Regions from separate parts of the Homo sapiens genome. Here region 1 is linked to region 2. Evidence: read pairs that join two places in POLR2A ChIA-PET (ENCODE). Cell type or tissue: PC-9. All regions are shown on one strand. Each heading gives the region's core, and the rest is flanking DNA. Links, peaks and the distances in the headings are about the cores only.

The links. Peaks named below come from ENCODE experiments on the same cell type or tissue, not always from the same donor. Only the 100,000 strongest peaks of a DNase experiment are listed, where the experiment ranks them.
Region 1: POLR2A ChIA-PET joins it to region 2 with 21 read pairs; 5 of 35 experiments call an interaction of 5 or more read pairs at or near these places.

Annotation. Positions count from the first base shown.
Region 1 is chr12:6,354,640-6,362,639 of GRCh38, reverse strand. SCNN1A (sodium channel epithelial 1 subunit alpha) reads left to right here. Exons shown (of 13, transcript NM_001038.6): 4 at 399-589; 5 at 6,760-6,863; 6 at 7,205-7,368; 7 at 7,792-7,890. It overlaps LOC107984500 (a long non-coding RNA gene), which reads right to left. Exons shown (of 4, transcript XR_007063191.1): 4 at 6,861-7,115. Among named protein-coding and RNA genes, the nearest start is that of TNFRSF1A, 17 kb to the right of the region's middle. RefSeq lists an enhancer at 1-539. In PC-9, for the core only: a CTCF peak has its summit at 6,839; a DNase peak (open chromatin) is centred at 620; H3K27ac peaks cover 517 bases.
Region 2 is chr12:6,213,371-6,229,600 of GRCh38, reverse strand. CD9 (CD9 molecule) reads right to left here. Exons shown (of 8, transcript NM_001769.4): 2 at 4,067-4,175. It overlaps LOC105369625 (a long non-coding RNA gene), which reads left to right. Exons shown (of 5, transcript XR_001748979.2): 5 at 5,383-5,632. Among named protein-coding and RNA genes, the nearest start is that of CD9, 21 kb to the right of the region's middle. RefSeq lists enhancers at 5,051-5,604, 5,605-6,156, 6,157-6,710, 10,350-11,222, 10,453-11,652 and 3 more and silencers at 10,044-10,338, 14,124-14,418. In PC-9, for the core only: no CTCF peak of the experiment used is centred there; DNase peaks (open chromatin) are centred at 7,430 and 10,970; H3K4me3 peaks cover 1,319 bases; H3K27ac peaks cover 6,628 bases.

The DNA of each region.
Region 1 (8,000 bases), core at 1-8,000, 140 kb before region 2:
GGGAAGTTCCCATTAGTAAGAGTGGGCTGGGGACTGGAGTCCTAGTCCCAGCTCTTGCTGGGACAAATCTCTTGATCCCTCAGTCTTCCCATCAGTGAAATGGGAGGGAAAGTCTTGCTCCTTCCACCCTAGGCAGGGGAGGTATAAATGAACCAAAACCGTGTGTGTGCAGCTACTGGTCTCCTTTCCTGGCCTGCAACTCCCTTAATCCCATGCTCCCCTGGTCCATGCTCCTAGGGACTTCTGCTTCTCTTCCACTTCTGTCTTTCCCCACTCCTGGCTTCCGACTCCTGTCCGTCAGTCCTCAGAACCCCAGATCACTCATTCTTTGCCCTTGGCCCTGCCAAGGGGCTTATCCCCGGCTGCGTGTCCCCTCTGACTCTAGTCTCTGTGTCCAGTGCAACCAGAACAAATCGGACTGCTTCTACCAGACATACTCATCAGGGGTGGATGCGGTGAGGGAGTGGTACCGCTTCCACTACATCAACATCCTGTCGAGGCTGCCAGAGACTCTGCCATCCCTGGAGGAGGACACGCTGGGCAACTTCATCTTCGCCTGCCGCTTCAACCAGGTCTCCTGCAACCAGGCGTGAGTCAGTCCTGCCTGGCTCCTTGCTCTCCGCGGGGTCCGCTTCCCTGGGTCAGCCTCACGCCCTGCATGGGCAGGGCCCAGGAAATGCTTGTTGACTAAAAAAATGCCAGTGCCAGCAGGCCAGGGGGAAGCACTGGCTTTGGGCCCACACCCTGCCCCAGAGAGCGCCCTACGAACTCCTGCTGCTCCCTGCACTGCTGGATCTGAGGGAAGTGGCCTCACAGGATGCCTTGGGAAGACTGGGGCTTTGAGAAACCAAAGGCTGGAAGCATGGATCTTGGTCTTTTTTGTTTTTCTTTTTTTTGAGATGGAGTTTTGCTCTTGTTGCTCAGGCTGGAGTGCAATGGCGCGATCTCGGCTGTCTGCAACCTTCACCTCCTGGGGTCAAGCAATTCTCCTGCCTCAGCCTCCTGAGTAGCTGGGATTACAGTCATGCGCCACCACGCCTGGCTAATTTTTTTATTTTTAGTAGAGACGTTGGTCAACGTCCATGTTGGTCAGGCTGGTCTCCAACTCCTGACCTCAGGTGATCTGCCTGCCTTGGCCTCCCAAAGTGCTGGGATTACAGGCGTGAGCCACCATGCCTGGCCAGGGTCTTGGTCTTTCTAAGGCCCCTTTCTCCCTAGCATCAAAGCTCAAAAGGGCCTAGGAGATCATCTGTCTCATACTCTGTTCCCTGAGCTGAGGCTGGCAGTAGTAGTGAGGTGGAGTGGCATGGGTTGAGGGACTAAACCTAAGTTCCCACTCTAGCTCTGTCACTTCCTGGCCAGGTGACTCTGGATGTATCACATCATCCTTCAGAGCCTATTTCTTAGATTGTAAAATGGAAGTAAAACAAAAAATGAGATTCATTCAGTGTTCGTTCAACAAATAGTTTTGACTATCTGGGCTATGTGCCAGTCACTGTTCTAGGCATTTGGACTACATCAAAGGAAAAACTATATAATCCATGCTCCTTTGGCACTTTTACTCAAGTGACGAAGATGATGACGATAACACTCATCTCAAGAGCTGTACCAAGTGTGTGAGATACAAACGTGAGGGCACTTTATAGACCACAGTAAATGATGGGTTTCATTACTCTTGTACTCAAACAGGTGAAGTGACTTGCCCTTGGGAATGGGCCGGCCCTGGCTAAGGATTCTTCCCACCCCACTACCCCTCGGGTATTCATTCTGTGAGGACCCCTGTTATAATGTCCTTGCAAGCAGCTCATAGCAGCTGCAGGTTCTCTGAGGGCTGGGAGAGGCTGAGGCGAGGGGGGGGTCCCCTTCTGTAACCTCTGGCCCCCTCCTCCCCTGCCTTCTCCTCCTGCTCGTTTATTTTCCGGAGCCATCTCCCTGCCTCTGCCTGGCTCCACTCTACAGGGGGCATTCCCTCCCCTGTTGCTGAAGAATGGCCACAGGGCAAGGTGTCACTTCTTACCCTTCACACACACTCTGCCCAGTACACGATTTTGTTCTGTTTTTAGTCTTTGCATTTGTTTGAGGACAGAAACTACCAGCTGGGAAGTAAGATGGTAGCAACACCTAAGCCTGAGTCCGCCCACACCTGTCACCAAGTTCCTCTAACTGTCACCTGGACACCTGTGCTTTCCCTATGCCCTCACCCGATGCCTCCCTTTGCTCTGTGTGCCTGCCTCCCCATCAACAGAAAGTCCATGGACACCTGTGCTTTCCCTATGCCCTCACCCGATGCCCTCCCTTTGCTCTGTGTGCCTGCCTCCCCCTCAACAGAAAGTCCATGGTTCATCTTTATCTTGGCACTTAGGCGCTTAGGTCAGCTCAGAGCCTCATTGCTCGCCTGGGTTGTTATACCCACCACTCCACCCTACTGCGTTCTTTTGCCTCCAAATCCTCCCTTCCTTCTGCAACTACAGGAACCTTTGTACTTCAACCTTACTTCACGTCACCACATGTAACTATTCCAGTTAGTCCTGTGTGTTAGTCCATTTTGTGTTGCTATAAAGGAATATCTCACCGGGCACGGTGGCTCATGCCTGTAATCCCAGCACTTTGGGAGACCGAGATGGGCGGATCACCTGAGGTCAGGAGTTAGAGATCAGCCTGGCCAACATGGCGAAACCCCATCTCTACTGGAAATATAAAAATTAGCCGGGTGTGGTGGCACACATCTGTGGCCCCAGCTACTCAGGAGGCTGAGGCAGGAGGATTGCTTGAACCCAAGAGGTGGAGGTTGCAGTGAGCCGAGATCGCACCACTGCACTCCAGCCTGGGCGACAGAGCAAGACTCCATCTGAAAAAAAAAAAAAAAAAAAAAAAAGGAATATCTGAGTCTGGGTAATTTATAAAGGAAAGAGGTTTAATTGGCTCAGGGTTCTGCAGATTGTACAAGCATGGCACCAGCATCTGCTCAGCTTCTGGGGAGGCCTCAGGAAACTTTTACTCATGGTAGAAGGGGAGGAGAGGGGGCAAGAGAGAGAGAGACCAGGCACTTTTAAACAACCAGCTATCGGGTGAACTAATTAATAGTGTGAGGATTCACTCATTACTGTGAGGAGGGCACCAAGCCATTCAAGAGGGACCCACCCCTGTGACCCAAACACCTCCCAGCTAGGATCACCTCCAACATGGGGGATCACATTTCAACATGAGACTTGGAGGGGACAAACATCCAAACTGTATCCTCCTGTTTAAAATCGTTCAGTGTCTCTCACGGCCTCCAGCATCAAGTTGGTACTCCTTAGCATGGCTTTCTCACCCCTTTCCTCCCCGATAACTACACCCTTTTCCCCCACCCTATAATCTTTTTTTAATAACACTTTTATTGAGATATAATTTACAAACCATAAATGTATTCTTTTAATATGTATAATTTAGTGATTTTTAATATATTTGGAGTTGTGTAACCATTACCACTACCTGTTTTTAGAATATTTTCCTTACCCCAAAAAGAAACCCTGTACCCATTAGCAGTTCTTCCCCATTTTCTCCCCTCCTCCAAGCCCTGAGAGCCACTCTTCTGCTTTCTGTCTCTATGGATTGCCTGTGGTGGACATTTCACATAAGTGGAATCATACAATATGTGGTCTTTTGTGAGTGGCCTCTTTCATTTAGCATAACGTTTTCAAAGCTTATCCATGTTGTAGCATGGATCAGAACTTCATTTTTATGGCTGAATACTATGATATTGTGTAGATACACCACCTTTTTTTTTTTTTTTTTTTTGAGACAGGTTCTCACTCTGTTACCCAGGCTGGAGTACAGTGGCACAATCAGACCTCACTGTAGCTTTGATTTCCTGGGCTGAAACGATCCTCCTGATTCAGCCTCCCAAGTAGCTGGGACTACAGGCTCATGCCACCATGCCCAGCTAATTTTTTTTAATTTTAGTAGAGACTAGGTCTCACTATGGTGCCCAGGCTGATCTCGAACTCCTGAGCTCAAGCCATCCTCCTGCCTCGGCCTCCCAAAGTGCTGGGATTATAGGTGTAAGCCACCACGCCCGGCCCACATTTTTGCTTATCCATTCTCAGTTGATGGACATTTGGATTGTTTCTACTTTTTGGCTGTTATGATTAATGCTGCTATGAACATTCCTGTACATGTTTTTGTGGATCCTGTACATGGATCTATGTTTTTATTTCTCTTGGGTGTTTACCTATGAGTGGAACTGCTGGGTCATGTGGTAACTCTATATTTAACATTTTGAGGAGCTACCAGACTTTTCCAAATGGTCACACCATTTAACATTCCCAACAGCAATGTATGAAGGTTCTAAATTCTCTACCTCCTCCTCATGCTGTTGTCTGTCTTTTTGACTTTAGCCATCTTAATGAATCCCTGTAATCGTACTAGTGAGCTAATACAGCTCTTACTAAGGCTAGACACCATTCTAAGCATAATTTCATGCTCAACACCCCTGTGAGGTTGATATTTTTATTATCCCCATTTTACAGCTGAGGAAACTGAGGTACAGAGAGATTAAGTAAGTAACTTGTTTGGTCCCACATCTAATACTTGTTAGAGCCCCAGGATTCAAATACAAGGAATTTAATTCTGGAGTCTGTGCTCTTTTTTTTTCTTTTGGAGACGGAGTTTCACTCTTACTGGCCAGGCTGGAGTGCAATGGCGCAATCTCAGCTCATGACAACCTCCACCTCCCAGGTTCAAGTGATTCTCCTGCCTCAGCTTCCTGAGTAGCTGGGATTACAGGCATGTGCCGCCGTGCCCGGCTAATTTTGTATTTTTAGTAGAGATGGGGTTTCACCATGTTGGCCAGGCTGGTCTCAAACTCCTGACCTCAGGTGACCCCACCCGCCTCGGCCTCCCAAAGTGCTGGGATTACAGGCGTCAGCCACTGCGCCTGGCTGAGTCTGTGCTCTTAACCATCACATTATACTGATTCTCATAGGCCACTATAGTAATGTGCTTAGTGTGTATCTCTATGTGTTTTTGCAAAATCTGTATTTAATTTATATAAATGGTATTGTGTTATAGATCTCATTTCACCTCTTACTATTTTTTTTTTTGAGACAGAGTCTCGCTGTAGTGTGCAGTGGTGCAATCTCAGCTCACTGCAACCTCCCAAGTTCAAGCGATTCTTCTGCCTCAGCCTCCCGACTAGCTGAGATAATAGGTGCCCACCACCACGCCTGGCGAATTTTTGTATTTTTGGTAGAGACGGGGTTTCACCATGTTGGCCAGGCTGGTCTCAAACTTCTGACTTCAACTGATCCACCTGTCTCAGCCTCCCAAAGTGTTGGGATTACAGGCGTGAGCCACTGTGCCCCACCACTTTTTTTTTTCGAAGCTCTATGTTTTAAAACCCATCCGTGTTTCTCCACCGCTGATGGAACTTGTGCCTGCTTTCCATGGGGGCAGCACCCACCATTATACTTGTCCCCTCTCTGTGTGCGAAGGGCTCACCAGCCTTCAGGACTGGCCACCTCTGTAGCCTCTCCTTCAGTCCTTCCCTGCATCTAGCCTGGGCTCTAGAAGTGCTGACTTCCCAGTACATCCTAGAATGTGCACCAGTATGTCACGCCTCTGTGCCTTTGTTCTTCAAGGCCAGTGGAATATCCCGGATCACCTAGTTCCAATCTCCTCATTTTACAGAATCATCCTACATTTTACAGAGGAGGAGAATAAGCTTAGAAACAATGACCTGCTTGAGACCGTACAACCAGAACCCCACCCTTTATCTCTGGCCAGCCTCTTCTCCCTCTTCTCTTTAGTCCTCCTCTGCTGCTCACTGGCCGAAGTCCCCTTTCCGTCTTTGCCTGGCTCCCGTCGCTAGCTCCAAGATGGCAGGGTAGCAGAACACAGATCCTCTCTGTGCCGTGTGGCACATGTGCTGTGCTACAACCCACACAGCCTCCCTGTTCTGGAACCTGTGATTTGCTGTGAAATTGCAGTCCTACTGCAGCTGTGTTGCCTCTGTGATTGCTTTCTCTCTGTCCCCACACCTGTCACAGATGAGTTTTGGACCTACCATTCTGAGACATACTGATGCAAGAGGCTCCCAGGAAACACTTGGTACTGATCTTCCTCCCCTCAGCTCCGTGCTCACCACTGGTCACACTTTCTCCTTTAACCCTGCTCCCCTCCTCCCCTTCATTCATTCATTCATTCATTCATTCATTCATTCCTCACTCAACAACTATTTATTAATCATCTCCTCTATCTCCTAGATGACAGGATCTATGCAACTAACCCAGAGATGACACAGAGATGAATGAGATGTGGCTCCTGTCATCAAGGAGCTCATGATTCAATGGGGAACTAACACTTAGATGCATGGGCAGTTAGGGACATGCAAGAATCTTTGTAATGCAACAAGAGAGAAGTTACAAGGCAGCACGGAAGTCAATGCCGGTGAACCCAGATGGCCTGGTGAGAGGAGCCTGGACTAGAAGGTAGATGTGTGACCTTGGGCCAGCTGTTTGAGCTCTCTGAGCCTTAGCTTCCTCCTCTGTGATATGAGGATGAGACTCTCACAGGCTGTTGGTTGGAGTGACTGAGGGAGTGTGAGTAAAGCTCTCAGCATTGTGCCAGCACATAGTAGGTGATCAGGAAACAAATGGCTCTGAAAGGCACAAGTCCTGTAGGAGTTTAAGAGAGTGGACATTTCTCTCTGCCTCATCTCCCTATTCCCTGCACCACCTACACTTTCCTCTCTGACCCTACTCTCTCTTTCCTGATAAGGAATTACTCTCACTTCCACCACCCGATGTATGGAAACTGCTATACTTTCAATGACAAGAACAACTCCAACCTCTGGATGTCTTCCATGCCTGGAATCAACAACGGTGAGAAGCTCCCTGCTTGCTCCATGGCGCCCTCTGCTTCAGCCACTCACCTGTACTTACCTTGAGCTCACCTCCTAGAGCTGCTGGGAGGGGTCCTGCCTGCTGTCTCTCCCCAATAGGTGCCACATAGTCCGTTCCAGGCATGAGAGGAATCCCGTCCCAGGTCTTCCTCCTGCCTCCAGATTCCAGCTCAGGGGTTGCCAGGTCCCTTTGCGGGTCTTCCTGAACTTGCTTCTCTTGCAGCTTTAGAGACTGGGCAAGGAAGGGAGAGTGGATTTCCATCTCCTAACTCTTTTCTAGGATTCCCGCCTCTGCCAACTCTGCTCTCTCTGCACCCCTAGGTCTGTCCCTGATGCTGCGCGCAGAGCAGAATGACTTCATTCCCCTGCTGTCCACAGTGACTGGGGCCCGGGTAATGGTGCACGGGCAGGATGAACCTGCCTTTATGGATGATGGTGGCTTTAACTTGCGGCCTGGCGTGGAGACCTCCATCAGCATGAGGAAGGCAAGGATGCTGACTGGGAGGCCTGGAAGGAGCGCCTCAGATTGCAGAGGGGCAGCGGGGAGGCATGGGAGGCTGGAGAGGGAGAGCATGTGGGGTGGGCCTTGAGCATGTGGAGGTCTTCAGGAGCAGGAATGAGGGGCAGAGGGGCTGGCACTGGGAAGTAAAGCCCTGCAGGGTGGACCCTGGGGGACAAGTGCTGAGAAGGCATTCAAGGCATGCTTAGGGTTTCTGGGGATGCTCTGGGCCTAGTGGCCTTGAAATGAGCAGTGGGTGGGCATGGGGGTGGCTGGAAGCATGTATTGAGAGGGCGAGGCCAGTAGGAGGGGCTGGCAGGTGTGAGATACAACCTGGAACTGAGGGAAGGCAGAGAACCCAGAGGCACTTGCTCTGTCCTCTGATCTCTTGGTGTATGTGGGTTCATAGGAAACCCTGGACAGACTTGGGGGCGATTATGGCGACTGCACCAAGAATGGCAGTGATGTTCCTGTTGAGAACCTTTACCCTTCAAAGTACACACAGCAGGTGAGGCCCAACCTGATTCCGTGGCAGCCACTCCCAGCCACTGCCCTGGCTGGCCCTGCAAAGCTGGAGGGGTTGTGTATGTGAGAGAGAGAGAGGGAAACTGGGGGGTG
Region 2 (16,230 bases), core at 3,704-11,703:
TTATTATATCCAAATAACTCCACCAGGTGTTCAAAGGAGCCCTACCTCTGCCCCGACTGGTTTCGTCTTGGTTCCCGCCCTCCCGAGTTCACGGGAATAAGTGCCACAATGGAATTCCATTTGCCACACGCTGTACTTCTTTGCCCCAGAGGGGAGTGGGTGTGTAAGCTGTGCTGTGGTTGTGTAAGCTGTGCTGGTTTCAGGAGGGAGAAAAATGAAGCCCAGAGCAATAAAATGAACTGCCCCAGGTCACAAGCCAGGATGGGGATGCCAGCTTACTAAGGCCAAGTGTCGCGTGTCCTGAAAATCACCAGGCACCTCATCATGGATAGGGGGCTGGCCGAGGAAGGGGGGGCATTCACGGCCTCTGGCTGGAGCCCCCCTAGATGCCCTCATTCAGCAGCCATGGTTCTGGAGGGACACCAGGGAGCTGGGAAAGGCTGCTGGCCTAGGACCAAGAAAATGAAGTTCCCCAACAAGTTTGCAGCCTGGGATTAGGGATCTTGCTGACGGGCTGAATCTCCAGGCCTGGATTGGAGAGAAGGCCCATATAAGGCTGTCAGCTGCTCTGGACTTACCATAGACTGTTCTGAATGTTGGAAAGGTTTTCACTTGCTTTTCTGCCTGGTTATATACTCTTTCTCTACTTGGTAAGCTGTGGCCCCACTGGAGAAAAGACACCCCTGGGCTGTTCAGGTTTCCTGAAAAGTCAGCTGCATGGTCAGGCTGGCCTGTGGGTTGCTCTGCAGACAGTTGGTGGCCCAGTGCAAGGGGCGGTCACCCCATGACTATTCCTTGGAAAAGTAGCCAGGGTGTGGCTGGCACTCCAAGCTCATCTGCTAGGAGAAGGGCTCTGGGCCAGTACAGAAGGCTGGTCTCACAGCCTCGTGGGGAAGGGGACACAGAGCGACGCCTCCTTGGCCCTTTGCCCATGGACGACAATTATTATTTCCTAAAGCGTTCAGTGACGTTCAGGGCATAGCTCAGACCTAAGCAGTGCTCAGAGTGCTGTGCTGCTGTTTTTTTTTTTTTTTTTTTTTTTGAGATGGAGTCCCGCTCTGTCTCCCAGGCTGGAGACAGAGCCTCAGTGGTGTGATCTCAGCTCTCTGCAACCTCTGCCTCCCAGGTTCAAGAGATTCTTGTGCCTCAGCCTCCCGAGTAGCTGGGATTATAGGTGCACGCCACTACGCCCAGCTAATTTTTGTATTTTTAGTAGAAGTGGGGTTTTGCCATGTTGGCCAGGCTGGTGTCGAACTCCTGACCTCGGGTGATCTGCCTGCCTCGGCCTCCCAAAGTGCTAGAGGCTGAGGCGGACGGATCACCTGAGATCAGGGCTGATCACTGTGCCCAGACACAGTGCTGCTGTTCTAACTTTACCGTGCATCATCCCCCTTGCCGGCGCTTCTGCAGGCAGAACGAAGTCTTCAAAGCTCCGCTCTCTTCCCCGAATGGGGTGTCGCTGCAAAGGATCTGTATTTCCCTGGCAGAGCTAAGTGGACAGTGGCCCTTAGACCCCAACTAGGGGATCTGTGTCTCTTTGGGGTTGTGCCTTCAAATCACCCTCCTGGTCACTTCAGGTAGGACCACCGGCCACCAGCAGGGCCCTGCAATGACCTGCAGGATCTGAATCCTGTGAGGTTCCCAGAGGTGAGCCCCAGCTCCTCTAATGGCACTCACCATTCTCCTGCCACCCTGCAGCTTTCCCACCTGTCAGCTGCTGGCTGGGCCACCGACGCAGGGGTTTCTCTCCCTGACTGCAATTTGGGTGAAGTAAAAGGGCCAAGACAGCGCCACCCCATCCCTGCCAATGGGGCACATTCAGCCAGTACAGACCTCTTCCATTCCTACAGAGGGAGACCCCACAACCTGGCAATGACAACCCGAGAAGCAGCTCTTTTAGGCCTGGGTTCAAAACCTGGCCCTGCCTCTTGAGGGAATATAAGCTTAGACAAGTTATTTCAGCTCTCTAGGCCTCGGTTTCTGCACTTGTGAGATGAGAATCACTCCACACTCCTCGTAGAGCTAAGGGGATTAAATTATATAATACACACAAGACAATGAATGACACACAAAGAAGGGGGCTCAAAAATGTTAGTGTCTTCCAGCCGGGCGAGGTGGCTCACGCCTGTCATCCCATCACTTCGGGAAGCCAAGACGGGAGGATCACCTGAGGTCGGGAGTTGGAGACGAGCCTGACCAACATGGAGAAACCCCGTCTGTACTAAAAATACAAAATCAGCTGGGCATGGTGGCACATGCCTGTAATCCCAGCTACTCAGGAGGCTGAGGCAGGAGAATCGCTTGAACCTGGGAGGCAGAGGTTGCGGTGAGCCGAGATTGTGTCATTGCACTCCAGCCTGGGCAACAAGATTGAAACTTCGTCTCAAAAAAAAAATAAAAAAAATAAAAAATAAAAATGTTAGTGTCTTCCTCCCAGTTCCATCCTCTTACCCATGAGATTCTTAACTCCCACATCTAAAAATATAAAGAATCAGCCATAGAGGCTTTGGGTAACAGAAAAGAAAAAGTGGGTTGTTAGAAGCAGCCAGGACAAGGGAGGACTGAGTCTCTCTTTGGAGACACACGCGCCGGCCACAGGGCTTTTGCTTAGGAAAGCAGGCCTGACTGTGCCTGCTCCTGCCGGCAGACCTGCTCCCCCAGCACAGGGCTCCCTTCTGGAACACGGCGTGGAGTGTGGAGAGTCTTCCCCAGCACCCGCACCCGGCTCCTCCCTCCTGCTCTGCAGGACAGCATTCTAAGCCTGTCACAGACTCCCAAAAAATGGTCTGTTGCCAAAACAAGTCAGGGCGCTATAGAAACCTGTTCCCCAAAAACTCTGTGTGTATGTGTAGTTTTTTTTCTAAACATACATTGTGCTTTCTCTCACTTTCTTTCCGATAATAGAGAGACACACCCCAAAAAACCCCAGCTAACAATAAAAAGCAGTAAACCCAGCAAAACTATCCACAGGGCTCAAATGTTACGCAACCAAAGGAGCTGTTTTTAAAGACTCTCCCTACCCAGTTCAAGAGGTGGGAAAGGGAAGGTCTACGTGGCTGGCCAGCCTTGCTTCTCCCTGAGGGACTGGGAGATAACTGTTTTCTCCCTCGTTTGTAAAAATAACTTTTTTGGTGGGTGGGAAGGAAGTGACCAAACTTACATTTTGAGCCTGACAACATGTCAGCGTCATCCTAAAAATAGGAGGTTTCCTTTGTTCCTCACAAATGAAAAGTTTCCTACCTCCAAGCCAGGCAGAGTACAGCCGCAGAGTCTGAATTCACGCAGACGCGGGCAACTGCACTTGGCAGGCACCAGGCTCCCCCTCCTCTGAAGGGAGCTTTGACGTGGTGATACGGCAACGAGAGGGATAGAATGGTCTAGCAAGGCTGCCAAGAAGCCTGAGTGTAGAAAGAAACCTGCCAAGTCTGTTCATGTTCAGAGGATCCCAGGCAGGTTTAAACTGGAAGCCTCTCTCCCAAAGCAAAAGTCGTGTCAAATACAAACAAATAAAACTAAACACTACAGCATTTACCCCAGTACCAGGGGTCCAAAGGACTGGGCAGAGTCCATTCTAGTCTCTCCTATTGTTGCTGTGTTTTCCAGGAGGCTGATGTTTTTCCCAGTCTCAGAGTCCCTATCTGAACAGTGAAGAGGAAAGCTGTCTATATCTTCTTCCAGCACTGCAGATCCCCAGGACAAAGCTTTTTGAATTAAGGAAATGATGCAGGATAAGAAGACAATCAGGAGAGAGCATCAGAGATGAGAACAGAGGTTCGTAAACCCTCAAGAATGAGTACAACTTTGGCAGAGGCTACATCACATCAGAGAACCATCAACATGCCTGACTTGGCCATCAGGAAAAGAAACCACATCAGTTAAACGCAAATTCCCAGGCACAACGACACACACAAAAACTGCACAACTTGAAAGGGACACGACTGGCCAGCGTGGCTAGAGCAAAAGTCTTTCCCAAGCCCAAGTCCCTGGGTCAACATGGGGCCTCCAAAGTTGCAGGAACTTTGTTGGAGCCAGGGTCTGAATTCACTGAGCCTTCCCCGTCCCTCACCTGTGTAGAAGCTGGAATTATTATTATTAGTTTCTTGCTCGAAGATGCTCTTGGTCTGAGAGTCGAATCGGAGCCATAGTCCAATGGCAAGGACAGCAATCCCGGCAAGCTGCAAGACATACAGGACATCAGCATTAATTCTGGCTGCCAGCAACAACACAGTCCCCACGCGCTTAAGGGTGAGACTTGCAAAGGACTTTGTGACCACCCTTGGTCTCTGCCCCTCATATACGCCTGGTAGTTGTAGATGCCATTACGGGGTGTGTTTGATTCATGCAGGTACTAAAAATACCAGCAAGCGAGGAATAAACAGTGACCTACCTGCCGCCCATTGGCTGAAGGGGTATTTTATAGGCAACAGAACACTATACAGCAGTGAAAACGAGTAACTCTAGCTACACGCAACACCATGAGTGCATCTCACAATGCTAAACCAAGAAGCCAGAGCCACAGGCACACACACAATATGATTCCATGTAGTTAAAAACGCTATGCTGTTTAGGGATGCACACAGAGCTAGACGCTTACATGTGCCTATAAATGATAAAGGAAAAGCATTGTTATCAGGTGAGTGGTGATGTTTAGGTGGAGGAGGAAATTATGCTCAGGGAGGTGCCATGTGGCTGGGGGTGTCGTATTCTAACTGTTGACTTGGGTGATGGTTACACAGTTCCGGACACACATGCACCAGGGAGGGCAGCTGCAATGTCCCTGGAGACCTGCTGCTCAGTAAATGACATGCCAGGGCCTCCCCTCGCTGGCACTGCTGAACTAGATGCTGTGCAGGAGGCCTCCTGCCAAGTCCCCCCAGTGCCAGCTGAGCTCCCTCGTCGTCACCCGTACCAGGGCTTGCCGGGGGAGTGACTCACAGGCCTCCAGTGTGGTAGCCGGCTGGACGCAGGAGTGGGTGGGCCCAGGTTTTGCTGGTCCACCCTCCTCAACAGAGGCACTCTTATGTCAGAGCCCGCTCATCAGGGACCTTGGTTCTCGGCTCCAGGAGCTATTGATAGCCCATGGTGTGGACAGGCCTCTCTTTCCTTCCTCCTTTCCTCCTCTCCTTTCCCTTACGATATGGCAGTGAGTGTGGGCATGTTGGGTGGACAGCAGATGTGGCAATAGTGGGAAGGGCCACCCAGACCTCCGCCTGCAGCAGTCACAAACTCACCTACCCCCCAGGAGCATAAGGGGATTTGCTCCTGCCAGGGAGGTGTGCTTCCACCACGAGGGGCTGCAGAGTCTAGCTTCATATTCTATTGCTTCAGTGTTCCCATCTGTAAAGCAGGGATTGTGAGATGCGGCCCTTCCCTGCCTTTTAGGTATGGCTAAAGAATAAAGAAGATAATATCAGAAGTGCATCTGAAGAGGAAGGTACCAAATGGGCTCTGGGAGAACCACCTCACTTTACCAGCATGAAGCCCCACCAGCCCTGCACTCCCAGCCTGTGGACTGTCACTCAGCATCTTCTCAGCCTCTCAGCCGCACCTTAGGGCAGGCAGCTCCAAACATTGGTAAGGACTGTACGACGCCACATGCCCCGCGGCTGGACAAGGCAGAGGAGAAAAACTCACACAGGCACAAGAATTTGAGAGTTCAAATGAACTTGAGAGTTCTGAGTTCAAAGACGAGTCTGATTTTCTTTCTTAATAAAAGGCCAGTGAGGGAGGGTCTCCTGGCCTAATCCAAAGGCAGCAAGCAGATCACTGTTTGGTTGGGGAGAAGCGTGAGTCTCCACCGTCCTGGACCCAGCAGGGTACTCGCATTCAGACCATGGGTTCCCCGACCAAGAGCACTGCAGTTAGCTTAGGCGGGGAGGCGGGCCCTGCTGGGAGCGTGCTGGGCTAGAAGAGTTATGTGGCTTGAATTCACGTACACAAGGGACTAGACAAGCACACACTGGGCGGTCTTGACTCTGTACATGGCAAGTCCTGGCCTGGGTCCCCCCCCAGGTCCCTGAGCATTAAAAGTACAAAGGTGGGCTGGGTGCAGTGGCTCACGCCTGTAATCCCAGCTCTTTGGAAGGCTGAGGCGGGTGGATCACGAGGTCAGGAGATCGAGACCATCCTGGCTAACACAGTGAAACCCCGTCTCCACTAAAAATACAAAAAATTCTCCAGGCGTGGTGGCGGGCGCCTGTAGTCCCAGCTACTCCAGAGGCTGAGGCAGGAGAATGGCGTGAGCCCGGGAGGCGGAGCTTGCAGTGAGCGGAGATTGCGCCACTGCACTCCAGCCTGGGCGACAGAGCGAGACTCCCTCTCAAAAAAAAAAAAAAAAAAGTACAAAGGTGATACCTTCCCTCCTTCCACCCCAACCCCAGGGAGGCCCAGTCAGTCCCCTGGGAATGGAAGACTGAAGCTGCTGGCCTCCTGGACATAAAAGCGTTAACCTGAAAACTGTAGGCCGGTGCTCAATTTTGGTCCACGTTTAGCCACAACCTGTTTCTCACCCTGGTCCTCCCTCTCGCCCTGGTCTTGTGATGCTCTTGCGCGCATAGGGAGATAGCGAGACAGTGCTCATTACTGTCCTTTTTGCTCTAGGCTTGTGCTTATCAAGCAATTATCTCCCAAGTCATCTTACTTCCCCTGATGAGTGAAGTTATGACCCCACCCCTTATCTGCTGGGAAAACTGAGTCGCAGAAAAGAACGAAAACAATCCCAGGTCTGCCAAGGAACTAAGCTGTAAGATGAGGTAAAGCTACGCTCTGCACAGCAGCCTCTCACGAGCAGGAGCTGCGTCTCTCTGGGAATGTTCCACGCTCAGATAATGACAGGGTACCCCAGTGGAACCTCCAGGGGTAAGGCCCCTTCCATCTTATAGAGAGCCCCAATGTCGAGGACCCTGAGCCAATATGTTAAGTCCAGTCATTGATCCGGTCTCTGTGCACAGGTGGTAAGAAGGATGCTGGGCTGGAGAACTGGAACCACGAGGGAAAAGGAAGCATCTCAGGTCTCTTATCTTGGCCAAGGGCCAGGCCAAGCCCGGAGTCGGGAGTCCCCCGCATTCGGACCCCACCTTAAACCTTACATCATGCGGCTTGGTTGTCAAAGCTACAACATTTCACTACAACCAGGAAGGAAAAGCAGCTGGCTCTGGAGAAATGGGAAAAGCTGCCATAGGTCTCGGTCTCACAGGCTTAACAACTCACAATAAGAGAGGAGAAAGGTTCAAGTAACCCAGAGAAAAGGGAGGGCCAGGGGCATGACTGGGAACACTTGGACAAAAATCAGGAGTGAACCCTGCTGCCTTTTCTGACAGAATGACTGAGTTCACCGGCCGGGGGGGATGCTATGTGAACCATCAGCTGCCCCATTTTCTGTAACGCTGTTGGAGACATTGCTCCAGTTGGCTGAGTCACAATGGCTTGGGGTCACAGGGTCACAAAACTTGTATAACCAGTGCCACCCAATAATGCCTTTCATGGTTGTCAGGCAGCGCTATCTAAGGCGCTCTGAAGTATTTTCTAGGAGAACTCACTTTCTGGTGTGGCATAGAGGGGCTCCCCTGTCCCCATCCGGCTTTCACCCCAGCTGCTTTATTTTTTGAGACAGGGTCTTGCTCTCGTCACCCAGGCTGGAGTGCAGTGGTGCAATCATAGCTCACTGTAGCCTTGGACTCCTGGGCTCAAGCCATTCTTCCACCTCAGCCTCCTGAGTAGCTGGGATTACAGGTGCATGCCGCTAATCCTGGCTAATATTTTAAACCCTTTTTTTTTTTTTTTTTTTTGTAGAGCCAGGGGTCTCGCTATGTTGCTCAGGCTGGTCTTAAATTCCTGGCCTCAAGCAATCCTCCTGCCTCAGCCTCCCAAAGCACTTGGATTACAGGTGTGAGCCACTGCGCCCAGCTTCAGCTACTTTAATAATAGGAGAAACTAAATGGGAGGGGCCAGGAGCAAGAAAAAAAGAGAGCTTTAACCCTTAAAAGAGGGTGCCAAGTCAATTATTCAGGGACTCCATAAATGAGAATATAGGAGTCCGGGAGGCCAAGGGGTCGATGGCTTCCACCCAGGTTAATTAACAGACATATGGCGGCATGCTGACCATGTAATTTCTTCGATGGCTGCCCCACCCCAGCCTATCATCCCAGGAGCAGAGCAGGTTTGATGCGGATGCTGAATGAGACAGTGCCCTGTTCCCAGGGCTCTGGAGAGAGGATGGCAACCTGTAGTATGCCCAGCTGGTCGGGCGGGGATGCGGGGATGCAGGAGAGAGCCCATAGCTTCTACTCCCAGCTCGCGGCCCTGCCCATGGTTTCCTCTTTTGTTTCCAAGAAAAGCCAAATGGAAACATTCTGGTTTTGCTGGGAAAAGCTCCTTTGCTATCTGGCCAAAAAATGGTTCCATCCCTTTGAGAGGGCCGAGAGGAAAAGGGTCATTTTTTCCCATTGTTTTACTGGAAATTTCTTCGTTTCTTCACTGGTGCTAGGCCCTGAGAAAAACATGAGCCAAACCTCAACTGAGCACAGTCTACAAAATACTTGCCTAGCACTTCTCTCCAAACTGTCAAGGTCATGGAAAACAAGGAAAGACAGAAACTGTCACAGCCCAGAGAAGACTGAGGGGGCATGACAACTGTCCTGTGGTGTCCTGGATAGGACCCTGGAACAGAAATAGGACGTTACATGAAAAACTAGTGAAATCCGACTAAGTCCAGAGCTCAGTTAACAGAATGTACCAACGGTGGTTTCCTAGTTGTGACAAATGAAACACAGTAATATGAGATGGTACAATAGGGGAAACTGGGGAGGAGGATGAGGGAATTCTCTACACTATCTCTGCAACTTTTCTGTAGATCTAAAATTATTCTAAAACAAAGTGTATAAAACAATAATAAAGAAGCAGGGGTCTCTCTCTTTCAAAGCTTCCTGTCTCCTTCAAGAACCTGCTCCACTAATTAACCTCTTTCCTGACTATGCAGGTCTGCCTCTGCCACTTTTTTGACCTTTGCGAAGACACAGACAGGTCTCCCTAACCTAAAAATCCAAACAGAAGAAAACCAGAAATAGAACCCTTTTTTTCTTCAACCTCGCAGCTCCTTCAGGGTGCTCTCTGCTTTCCTTTCACCCCTGAGCTGGCGTCTTAACCACCTCCAAGTCCTCACTGGCTCGTCACTGCATCTCTCCCAACCCGAAAGGGGTGGTGAGTCTTAAGACTTTTGCTGAATCCTTATGTCTTGGGATCCCACAGCAGCTGACACCACTGAACCCTGCCTCCTCCTTGTCTGCTCCTTAGATGCAATCTCTCCAAGTTTCCCGAGTTCAGCCTCGTGCATTGTGCCTCTGCTAGTACAAGTCCCTCTTAGAATGCTGTCGTGATCGCCTAAGCCAAGCCTGCTGCTTCCCCACCCATTTCCTCCCATTCCTCCCATGCAAATGGCAAATGCAACCCCTGAGCAAGCCAAGCACGTGAGCAGGCCAGTGTCGCATCCATCCTGTCCTCTCCAGCATCCATGCTCCACACTCTCTGCCCTTCCTCTATCTGGGGTTTGCCTCCCATCTCAGCAGAGCACAAGCTCCTTGAGGTCCAGGGGACCTCTGAGTCATTCTTTTATCTCCTTTGCCCCATCCATGCTTTGGACGGATGGTCATTAGTAAGTAATTACTCCATAAATGAATGACTACTTCAGTGAAAAAGTATTTGAAATCCACCCAGATCTCCTCTCCTGTGTCCTCTTCATTTGGACCAGCTTCCTTTCCCATCAGGCCTTTTATCCAGATCCATCTTCAAATGTCTCACAAGAGTCAGAAACCACAAAGAGGCCAGGCGCAGTGGCTCTTGCCTGTCATCCCAGCACTTTGGGAGGCCGAGGCGGGCGGATCATGAGGTCAGGAGATGGAGACCATCCTGGCTAACATGATGAAACCCTGTCTCTACTAAAAATACAAAAAATTAGCCGGGCGTGGTGGCGGGTGCCTGTAGTACCAGCTACTTGGGAGGCTGAGGCAGGAGAATGGAGTGAACCCGGGAGGCGGAGCTTGCAGTGAGCCGAGATCACGCCACTGTACTCCAGCCTGGGCGACAGAGCAAGACTCCATCTCAAAAGAAAAAAAAAAGAAACCACAAAGAACAATTATTTGCCCAGAGTAAATACTAAGGAAGCCCCATTAAGGTTGGTTGGGGAATATTTGGGGAATGACAACAATTTCCCTTTCTGTTGGTGAAGCATGTCCCAATGTGACTTACAGGCAAATCCTTATACAGACTTTGGAAAACCAAGTTTACAAAAAGCCCATGCAGGCCGGGTGCGGTGGCTCATGCCTGTAATCCCAGCACTTTGGGAGGCCAAGGCAGGCGGATCACTTGAGGTCAGGAGTTTGAGACCAGCCTGGCCAACATGGTGAAACCCCGTCTCTACTAAAACTACAAAAATTAGCCGGGCGTGGTGGTGTGTGCCTGTAGTCCCAATTACTTGGGAGGCTGAGGCAGGAGAATCACTTGAACCCGGGAGCCAGAGGTTGCAATGAGCGGAGATTGAGCCACTGCACTCCAGCCTGGGTGACACAGCGAGACTCCATCTCCAAAAATAAAAACAACAAAAAAACAACCCATGCATTGCTGTCCTCGGTCTTTATCTGCAACTCTGCCAGCACCCCCATCCCTCAAAGAAGTCCAGTCAAACACTCTTATGTTTGACGAACACAGGTAAGCTGGTCACCTGGGGCTTATGTGAGCCTCAGGAGACATGAGAACCCAAGAGTGCCCCAAACTCAGGCCCACAATGAATGGTGTCCTGGTCATCCCTTGCCACACCCACTCACCACTGAGAGCACAATTCACCCAAGGCTCCCACGCAAAGATGAGAATTTCAGTGACTCACACTGCAAAATCTTGCTGCAGGGACAGGTTCAGAAATCTTACACTGAAACACACACCTGGAGTTACAGGAAACATTTCCAATTTCAAAGGAGGATTAAACAAAAAACATCAAAGTGTAACGGAGCTTAGGGGCACCTGGCTGCTCTGGGGACTCTATGCCAAGTGTGCAAAACCAGTTCCAGTTAGAACCTGGGGAGGTTCGTATGTACAGCCTGGCCTCCTGATGGAAATTCTTGAAGTAGGTGTGCTGAAAAAGAGGAGGTAACCCAGAGGAAGAGGAAAAGAGCAGTGGGTTGAACGTGGTTTCAGTGTGGGGGAGGGCATACTGCATGCCACTCCCCGGGTGGGAGAAGCCAAGTTTGCCTATGGGACAAATCCTACTGCAAAGAAAAATCCTTTGTGGTCAAACAAACTGGGTGCTCTTGGCGTGGGCCCCCTTTTCCTCCAGGTCCCATCTTCTGTAATATGTACTGACTGGCCATACACTTTTTTTTTTTTGAGACAGGGTCTCACTCTGTCACCCAGGCTGGAGTGCAGTGGTATGACCATGGCTCACTGCAGCCTCGACCTCTCTAGGCTCAGATGATCCTCCCACCTCAGCCTCCTGAGTAGCTGGGACTACAGGTGTGCACCACCACGCCCAGCTAATTTTTAAAAATTATTTGTAGAGATGAAGTTTCCCCATGTTGTCCAGGCTGGTCTCGAACTCCTGGGCTCAGGAGATCCACCCAGCTTGGCCTCTCAAAGTGCTGGGATTACAAGCATGAGCCACTGTACCCAGCCCATTTTTTAAAAAGGACAAAATATTTGTTATGCTTCCTCTATTCAGCTGCCTTGGAAAGCCCAGAAAGTGGAGAGCAGATCATTGCTCACAGTGATTTCTTGCTGAGGATGCCTTGGCCTTGAGGTGGCCATATCTACCACTTTGGGAGGGGTTGGAGGTGGGCAGTGGTGAGTGGATGGAGTCCAGGAAGGAGGGAGAACTTTCTTCCCAACTTCCCATTGTCCTCCTGGAAAAGCAATGGCTACTTGGTTACTCTGCTGAGCCCATGGTCAAAATGATACACAATTTTCAACAAGGGACAGGTGGCTTAATAGAAAGAATAGTGAGCTGCTGCCTGCACAGCTGTGCCACCTAGGGCCTGCTTCTTTATGGGGTGGGCATCAGAATCATCTGGGAAAATACTTGTTTTTTTGAGACAGGTCTCAATCTGTCACCCAGGCTGGAGTACAGTGGCACAATCTTGGCTCACTGCAACCTCTGCTTCCCGGGCTCAAGCGATCCTCCTACTTCAGTCTCTCAAGTAGCTGGCACCACAGGTGGAAGCCACCATACATGGCTAATTTTTTTTTTTCTTATTTTTTTTGTAGAGACAGGGTTTCACCGTGTTGCTCAGGCTGGTCTTGAACTCCTGAGCTCAAGCAATCCACCCACCTTGGCCTCCCAAAGCTTGGGATTACAGGTGTGAGCCATGGCACCCAGCCTACCTGGGGGATTTCTAAACATGCACCTGCCTCAGCAATCCCAGGGGACTCTTTGTGCTCCCAGGGATTCTATTGCACGCCTCTGTTGAGAATGACTGGACTGTGATGGATATAAACTTGGGCTCTAATTCTGGCACTGCTACCTAGGAGCTCTCTGACACTACACACTTTCCTCAGCTTCTCTGAACGTTACAGTCCTCGTTTGTGGAAAAAAAACAGTATGATACCTGTCCTGCCTTCAACGTAGGTTGAAGGAGAGGATTAAATAAAGTGATGCATGTAAAACATTCTGAAAACTGTGAAGTGTTACAGCCAGCCGGATTCCATAGGGAAAAAAAATGACAATAATAATAAACCCTGAGAAAGACGTGAGGTGACACTGGGTCAATTCATGGGCCCTCTGTGGACGGCTGTTGTGTCCTCCTGTGATCGGAGAAGGCGGCTGGGTGGCAGCGGGGGAATTTAGGACACTGGGGTTCTGTTTCCTGGTTTGTGTGGGAGTCTGTGTGAGCGCTGGGTAGTGGAGGAAAATGGATAAACTTATCTGCTTCACACCTGCAAACTGCCATCCAGAGCTCCACTAAGACTGGATGGGAATGGCCAAAGGAAAGTGGGGAAGGAAGGCTAAAGGGAGACTGTTGGCTCAGATTTTAGGCTTCTGTCCTTCCTTGGATCACAAACTGCTTCCGTGGGCAAATTAACCCTGCTGAAAGGAGTTATTACAGCAGCAGATAACAGAGAGAGAGGGGATTTTCCTGGGTTGGGCAGGAGAGGAAACCTTGGCCTCTTTATCACCCTCCTTCAATAAGATGCTTGTCAGCCCTGGTTTTTGTTTTTGTCATCTACTAAACTTGGGAGAGCATTAGTCATAGTTGTCCATAGCACCCAGGAAGTAAGCAACACACCAAATACTGGGGATGCAAGTTTCCCACACCAGCAGTTTTCCAGGCCCCAAAATACCAGTCACGCTTTAAGAAAGCCACAGAAGTGGAGATAGGCCCTCCCTCTTCGCACAGACTTCAACATTTAAAAACAAGTCAGGCCACCCAGACCTGTGGGCTCTGGGCCTCGCCCATCTCCATGGCAACCCTTGGCTCACTACTGCATGCCAAGCCTTGGATGGGCTGATTCACTCCTCAGGAAGCCGGGCCAGGCAGTGCCAGCAAGAACAAACAGGATCCCGATGCCCACAGCCTCCTCCAACCCTCTCTGTGTCCTCCTCTCCCACCTCCAAATGAAGGCTGGGGCTGTTGTCTTTGGAAGGGCAAAGCCACTTGGGCAGGACTAGAGGCTTTGGGGTGCTCCCTTATCCAGCTCCACCACACAGTAAACACCGGGAACAAGAAAACCAAAACTCCGCTGTAATCAGCAGAAGAAATTGCCACGACTTGCTCTCCTTAAGCGTCCCAACTAAACTACTGTAATAGCTCATGGCGGAATTTCTAGATGACAACAGGGCATATTACTAACTTTAGTTTTACTACAGCCAAGTTGAAAAGCCCCAGAGATCACAGCCCTAGAGAACCAGAACTCCCTTTTGTAGGTATGACTGGTTGGTCAGGCGCATCCTGGGGGCCATCTCTCCTCTCCAGACAACTTCTGCTCTTGGGACTTCTACCGAGCCACTGTCTGAAGGCAGTGCTCAAACCTTCAGAAATTCTTATCTTCAAAGGCAACCCAGGAAACTCTTCTCTATGCCAGTCCAGCAGCTCTCGAAATGACCCCAGACCAGCAGCAGGATGACCCAGGAACCTGGACATGCAAATTCGCAGTTCCCTCCTAGACTCACTCAGTGAAACTGGAGTGGGACTGGGCCGGCACTCTGTTTTCCAACACCTCCCCAGGTGACTCTCATCACGCTCAAGTTTAAGAACCACTACTCTAGGCCTTCATTTACACACCAATAATCAGGAAGGACAGAGAAAAGCTCTCTCTGGGGGTTCTGAATCCAGAGAATAGCTTTCTAAATGCCAGTGCCGAAAAGCCTGAAGGCATGGATGGGAGGTGTGAGCTTCCTCTGAGCTGGAGGTGCTTTGTGTGTGTTAGGGAGAGCTCACTGCCCAGCCCCACGAGGGAGCAGGACTGGCACCTACTACTTTACACTCCGATCTGGAGAGTGGGGCATTTGGGGGCTCAAATGCTTTGACCAGCACTGTGAGCCACGGGGAGGGAACCTGGGGTCACCCTGGAAATGCGGCATTGTGACCATTAAGGGTGAGGATGCAGAGAGGTGGGAAGGCAGGAAGAGGTAAGAAAGGAGAGAGAACGGCTGGACAACTCTGTGCTGAACCCACTGAGCCAGGAAGTCATGGTAAAGGGCTCAAGTTGGAACCTGCGTTTGGCTCCCAAATGCACATCCACCACCCAGGCCCTGCCTGCGTGAACTCTCCTCTGGTAACAGGCCCTGGTGACTCAGTGGGCCCGTGAGAGGCTCCCACAACCTGCAGCAGGGCACTCCTGGTAAGAACCTCCCCCCTGAATTCTGCAGCCGGCTGTGCTCCCTAGGCCAGCTCGCTGTTATGCATGAGACTGGACTTCTCCTCAAACCTCCCCGAACTCTAGAAAAACAATTTTTTAAAAGAATACACTCAGAGGCTGATGGTCAGGCCTCTGACCTGACCTAGCACTTTGGGAGGCTGAGAGGGGGGCGGAATGCTTGAGCTCAGGAGTTGGAGACCAGCCTGGGCAATATGGTAAAACCCAGTCTCTACTAAAAAATACAAAAACTTAGCTGGGAATGGTGGCACACGCCTGTAGTTCCAGCTACTTGGGGGGCTGAGGAAGGAGGATGGCTTAAATCCAGGAGGTCAAGGCTGCAGTGAGTTGACACTGCGCCACTGCACTCCAGCCTGGGTGACAGAGACCCCATCTCAAAAAAAAAAAAAAAAAAAAAAAAGAGGCTAATGGTCAAGTTGCAGGTTGTCTAGCTTAGGGAAAATAACACCACAGTAGCAATTTAACAGTAGAAGTTACTATGTACAAGGACCCACGCCCCCGACACATTACAGGAGGTGGTTTATGTACAGTCTCTCACTGAATCCTCTCATCACCCTCATTTTATGGATGAATCAGGCTCAGAGATTTTAAGCAACTGACTCAAAAAGACACAGCCAGGAAGAGGCAGAGCTCAGATGGAACCAGCTCCACATAGACGACTCAAAGCTATGCTCTTCTCGATGCACGGTGCTTCCTCACTGGCCAGGGGGTGACTGGGAAAGATGTGAATCCCTGAGAAATTTTCTTGGGGGACAAGTGGGAGGCTTGGACGTGTTGAATTTGGCAAAATGCTCTGACTTAAGCCTTAACCTGGTGACAGGGTTTCCCTGCCTGCTGCAGCTTGACAACAGATGCTTTCAATTTGGGGTGTTGACCCTAGCCCTGGTGGGGGCCAAGAGGGAGGGAGGGAAGATGCTGGCCCGTAGCTTCTCCCTTGGGTTTGTTCTCTCCCGCCATTGAGGCTGGGAGAGGTGGTGGTCCCTGGGAAGCTGCACCCTCAGGCGCTACCTTCCTTCCACTTCCTACCCCTGGTGTCTACACAAGCAATGGTGACCGTGGCTCTGCATCTCTCTGGGACCTGGTTTCTGGGTGTAGGTGTTCTAGGTGTCCAGAAAATTCTACATACGAAGAATCAACTTCCTTTTGGAAGGCACAAGGAGTGAACTGAAGGAGAGGCATTGAGGCCACCCTTCTTGGTGTGGACATGAAGTAGATTTTCCTTCAATTTCCATTGTAAATTAATTTCCAAGTTGAGCTCCACAAAGCGAGTCTCTGCCAATGGGGCATTCTTACAGGCGCTTCCAGCAAAGTGCAAAACTGATTCCCTTCTTTATCCGTCTTCCCCAAACTGGGGAAGTCTCAGAAATGAGTGTT